Linked DNA regions of Mus musculus: region 2 is linked to region 1. Evidence: chromatin contacts called from ENCODE Hi-C or POLR2A ChIA-PET data. All regions are on one chromosome and are shown on one strand. The core of a region is the stretch at or near the end of the contact, and the rest is flanking DNA. Distances in the headings are between cores, read along the strand shown. Region 1 overlaps Prickle1 (prickle planar cell polarity protein 1). Region 2 overlaps Gm41387 (a long non-coding RNA gene).

What was found. Hi-C counts contacts between places; a loop is a spot of excess contacts on that map. ChIA-PET counts read pairs that join two places held with the same protein, here RNA polymerase II (POLR2A).
Region 2: a loop to region 1 is called in a map of heart, with 2.2 times the contacts of the local background. The contact joins two enhancer-like sites. A Hi-C loop is called at or near these places in 1 of 37 maps with a recorded cell type or tissue (heart). POLR2A ChIA-PET finds 5 or more read pairs at or near these places in 1 of 5 experiments (Patski).

Annotation. Positions count from the first base shown.
Region 1 is chr15:93,529,146-93,531,845 of GRCm38, reverse strand. All of the region lies in intron 1 of Prickle1 (prickle planar cell polarity protein 1), which reads left to right. Among named protein-coding and RNA genes, the nearest start is that of Prickle1, 65 kb to the left of the region's middle. Within about 2 kb of position 1,315, at least 1 of the 3 ENCODE cell types and tissues checked has a DNase peak (open chromatin) inside an H3K27ac peak, as active enhancers do.
Region 2 is chr15:93,697,195-93,699,894 of GRCm38, reverse strand. It overlaps Gm41387 (a long non-coding RNA gene), which reads right to left. Exons shown (of 3, transcript XR_875601.1): 2 at 1,447-1,579; 3 at 1,249-1,356. It overlaps Gm41386 (a long non-coding RNA gene), which reads left to right. Exons shown (of 7, transcript XR_875596.1): 7 at 2,186-2,480. Among named protein-coding and RNA genes, the nearest start is that of Gm30339, 7.9 kb to the left of the region's middle. Within about 2 kb of position 1,298, at least 2 of the 3 ENCODE cell types and tissues checked have a DNase peak (open chromatin) inside an H3K27ac peak, as active enhancers do.

The DNA of each region.
Region 1 (2,700 bases), core at 66-2,565:
ATTGTCCCGGCAGTGCCTGTGGTGAGAGCAGATGCTGTCTCACGGTGCCGATGGAAGAGTGTGCAGTCCAGGTGGTGCACTCACTCATGGGTTCTTCGAACTCCTCCATTCAGTTTAGTCCCATCATCACTTTATTATTCCTAGCAACAGCATCCAGGGTACTTTGTATGTGTGACTATTGTGCTTCCTTCCCCTGGGAACTCTTATTAAGCACCAGAAATGGAATGGCGTGTAGTAGATTTTAACTTGCCTGACTGTATTAAAAACATTCTGCACTTCCTGAAAGGCGTCCTCAGGGGTCAGGGGTGTGTCATTTTGAAGACTTCCTGGGACAGCATGAAGATGCTTATGCCTCTCTTTGGCCTCTTTAAAGAAAGAGAAATTGTGTGTGTGTGTGTGTGTGTGTGTACGTAAGTGTGTACATGTGTGTGTGTGTATACACATAAGTATCCACATTTATTTACTTTGTGTGTGATATACGTGTGTATATGCATATTTGTGTGCATACAGATATACATGGAAGTGGGTATATATGCACATATTTGTACATGTGTACAGGTCAGAGGTCAAACAGGTATGCTTCAGTTGCTGATCACATTGCTGTGTTGAAATAAGGTCTCTCGCTGCTTGCCAAGTCACGGTTTGGCTGGCTAGCCAGTGAGCCTTGGGAAGCCTTTTATTTTATTATCCTAGCAATGGGATGCCCTCATTTTGCCTTTCAAGCATGGGCTCTGGGGACCTGACTTGGGTCCTCACGCTTGCAAGGTGCACTTTACTGGTAGAGCTATTTTCCATCCCTGGCTTTTTAATCTCTTGAGTGGTAGCTTCCTCTGAAGAGGCTCTTTAACCATATTGTCAGATCTTTAAAAAAAAAAAAAAAAAAAAAAAAGTATGTGTCACGTCACATCAAATGCAGTCTGGCATGTGACATAAAAACTTCTTGTGTGCTGCTTGCTGTCACCCTTCAGGCAATTGCTCCATCCTCTTTAGACACACTCTCCCCAAAAGCAGGAGGATGTTGAAGTAGTTTGCTGGTAGAGCCCTTGTCTAGCACACAGGAAGCGTAGGTCTGAGCCCCACAGAACACCCTGTACCCTCATACGAAGAGAAGCATTGCAGAGGATCCTGGGATCCTGTTAGATCATACCATAGAAAGACTAATAAAAGCCTCAGGTCATAGAAATGTGGCTTCCTCCATTCTATCAGCAACTAGGGAGTCAGTCCCTGGCTGCCAGTGGAGTTTACGTGGAAGGAAGTACATTCCCTGTCAGCTTGGTTCCCAGCCCTCATAGGCTCCCGTTATTTAAACTTGTCTGCAGAAAATCTCTGTTGGGCAGCGTGTCAGGAGAACCGCCTGCAGGCTCTGCCAGACACTTAAGGATTACTGTTGCTGCTTTCTTCCCTCTCATTCGTTATTGTCACAACTGAAGAATGTTAGTTTTTTTTTTTTTTCAAAGCATGATGGTCCTGTGACTTGAACTGTAATCAATTTATCTGACAAGTTTATAATGGTTGCATTATTTCAGTGTCTTTGGCTTTGGGGGGGGGGGTGTCATGTGAGGCAGCAGAATGGGTCACACAGAGCCTCCATGGAGTAGCTCTTGAGGTCTGTCCCTTGTTCCACATAATGTCTGTGAGTTGAGGAGGTGATGGGCAAGCCACTGACGACATGCAAGAGTGATATCAGAGAGCACAGGGCACACTGATGTGGCTGTGACAACCAGGCGATGGAACATCTGCCATGCAAAGATCTGAATAAGCCAGTTGTGTTGTGTTTGGACAATCGGATGTGTGTCTGCGAGATTGGAATGGCACAGTCAACTCAACAATTCAAGGAATCCCCAGAGTCAGGGAGGCGTTCCTAGCGTATTTGCCTTTGAGCTACACAAATGTTTGGTTCTGCAGGTCAGCAAAGTAATATATTATCTGAGAGCTGCCCTCAAAGGGGCTGATAGCCGTTGCTTCATTATTGGCTGAAATAACCTGGAATTCAGATTTCTAGCATAGCCTTCTGTGTTCACGTGCTGCCGCTAAGGAAAAAAGTTAGGGAAGGTGAAACAATTTATTTAGCTGTTTATCAGCACTGCTGTGCCAGGCGTGGTAGAACATGACTTTTCCCGAGATTATAGAGGCAGGGGCAGGCAGATCTCTCTGAGTTTGAGGCCAGCCTGGTCTACATAATGGATTCTGAGCAATCCAGAGCTTTGCAATAGTCTTTAAAAAAATAAAATAAAATAAATCTGCTTTAAAACAAACAATAGAGAAGCTCAAAAGGATAAGCCATGATGTGAGACTCAGACTTGAATCCAGGCTTCTCTGCACTCTAACAACTTATGTTGTTAGAGGAACTTAACAATATACCAACAGAACTGAGTGCCAACGATACAGCATCTCTATGAGGCGAAGCCCTAGTATCAGTAATGAGGGGTCCACTTGACACCTTTGGGTTCTTGCCTAATGTATCACCAAGATAGTGACACCACATAATATGCCCACAATTATTCCGGTTCTAATACACGTTTGATGCCCCACTTTATATAGATTCTACCACTGCCCCTAAGTCACAAACTGTTCCCCAGAAAGAAGGCACTGTGCTATGTCCTCGAGGGACACCACGAGGAAAAACTTTCTCTCTGAAGGATTTGGGTGAGATCTGAAGTGCCAGGTCAACCCAGACTCCACATGTACATCCAATAAACA
Region 2 (2,700 bases), core at 49-2,548, 170 kb before region 1:
ATGGAGGTCTTAGTGTGATTGTTTAGGAGACAATGCCAAAAAAAATTCTCTAAGTCTAGGAAATTCTCTGCTCTCTCCTCCAGCCTTGCTGGCACCGACTAGAGTCTCAGCAAATGCCATCAATCATATTTGATAACTACATGACCAACCTAAAAGCTATTTGTTTCTGGGGAGGGAGTTCATTTGATCGATTTTTAGTTTGAGGAGATTGGGAGGAGGGGGGGGGTATTTTGGTTTTTGCCAAAGTGACTGAACACATGATAAGGTTCTCAACAGTGTATGTAGATTCCTCATAAGGGACCTGCCTTCACTTGGGACAATGTTAGAGGGTTTCTGAATACTTTCTACTTCTGGTGGCTGACTTCAAGAATCCGTTAGGGGAGAACTCATGAGCCTTAAAAAGAAAAACACTAAGAAAAAAAATTTACCAGCAAACAAGTTAAGACTTCCACAGTGCCCCAAAACAAATTAAACCTTGTTACATATCAGGAAAACTTGACAGCTGCTACTCTGTAAATTTTTTTCTTTAATATTTACTATAAACAGCATTAACAGTGGGCTTCTCTTCTTTGTCTTCTGAAGGCACCTCCTGCTGTAGGCAAATGTCCTTACCCTCAGCCTGATGGTTTTTACGCTACCCTCGCTTACCGTTGTGTTGTGGACTTAGGGCTTGAGAACACAGGGAGGATGAATTTCTAGGAAACCAAGAATCAGGTCAGCAAAGTGTGCCATAGCCCTTCCCCGGGGGCCCAGAGGAGAAGCTCTGAGTTCAGCGTTTCTGCTGTGACTTCATGTGTTCTCACCAGCTTAGGTGGGTCTCTTTTTGGTATCACTCTGTCCTGCTTTGTTTTATAGAGATGCCTTTGCTTTCATTTCTTGTTTACATGTCAATTAGACATTTCGACTTGGCTCGTTTGCCACGGCTGCTTCTTCATCGTGGTTCCCAGCTATCCCCCCCCCACCCCCCCAAAGCACAGCAGCAACAGCCTCCCTAACTCTCTCCTGAGCTAAATACGGAGCAGTCAGGCGGTTTTCAGGAATACGAGAGAAACAATGTTTTTGGTCCCTTCTGAAAAAGTCCTCAGAAAAAAAAAGCCAGCATGAGGCATGTTCCTTCTCACAGAGAGGAACCTTGATTGGAAGTCCCAAGACAATTGTCAAGCTAACCAGGACAGCCTGTAGGAGAGGAAGCCGAGAGAAAGGCTGTCAGTGTGTGAGAAGGTATCTCCTCCCCACCCCACCCCCACCACCCTCCAACCCCAAAATAAACCCGGAGCTGATTAGCTGCTTTGGTCTTGGGCCAGTTGACTGCCAGCGAACAAGCTCAGGCTGAGTGTCTCTGCACGCCCTGTAGCCCTGTAGGGAGTGGGAGACTATTCACTGGGACGGTTCTTTTTTTTTTTTTTTAAAAAGACAATGTAGCCAAGAGGTAAAGTGTCAAAATACCTTCCTAAAAATAGACGCTTCTCCTGCCAAGGATAAGGGCACACACTCCAAGGCTCCAGACAGTTGTTGGAGCATCTGCTCACGTCTCACAGAAGAATATCAGTCGTGACGGGCAAGTATTTGGAGAGTCAACCTGTGACAGGAGCATATGAGTTAATTATAGTTAGCAGAGATTATTCTATATTAGTGCATCAACAAACCTGTTAGCCTGGTCTTCAGTTCTCCTATTAATGGGGGGTCTTCTCCCCCCAAACCCCGTGTTATAGTTATACCAGCATATTGAAGCTTGCCAGAAGATTTTTATAGAACAGTAAAGCCAATGCATAAAGCTGGTTGATTTTGATATCTGCTGTCTAAAGCTTTAGCAAAGCCTTGGATAACAGTCAAAGATTATGGTCATGTTTACAGTTTGGAAGCCTGAAGAGGAGGAGATGCTGTCCTATAATTTAAAAAGACTTGAAAATACTTTCCTAGCCAACTATCACACAACAGAAATCATTCTGGAATGAAGCGCTGGACTGAGTTTAGGGCAGAGATTGCCACCATGGCTTAAAAATAAGGGTAGAAGGTACACATTTGAGTTTTAAAACATGTGTGTATGTCAGCCTCTGAGAGACACACAGTGGGGCAGTTGGACAAGTCAGGATTAATTTTCATGGAAAACAAAAAAACAAAAAAGAAAAATAGCCAGAGATGGATAGATGCACAGGGGTCATTTGTCTTCCACTCTCATCCCCAGCCTACCCCACGCCCCGCCAGGCATGAAGAGAAGAGAGCTAAGGAGTTTGGTGTTGTCACATAGCCAGTTGGTGCCAAACCAGAAAACAGCCCAAGTCTATGTGACACCTCAGAACACTGGAGATCTGTGTGACACCTCAGAACACTGGAGATCTGTGTGACACCTCAGAACACTGGAGATCTGTGTGCCAATATGTCCTGAGCTCAGAGCTTTGCACATGTCTGTGACTTATGTTCTGTGCTGAGTGTCTGCCACGGACCGAGAATGTCTTACAAATAAAACTGTTTTTATAAAATAACCCACAAAGCAAGTTTTAATAGGTCTTGATAGTAAGCCCACTAACATTTTGATGTGTACATTATAGAGAGCTAATTATTACATACAAATACCCTGGGGAGAGTTGGAAGAAAAAAAACATTGATAGCAATATACTTTTGCCCACAGAGGTTCAAGAGTTAGGTAAAGCTAAAAGCCACTCTTTAAACATATAAAAATCTTTTTTCCCCCACGGAAAT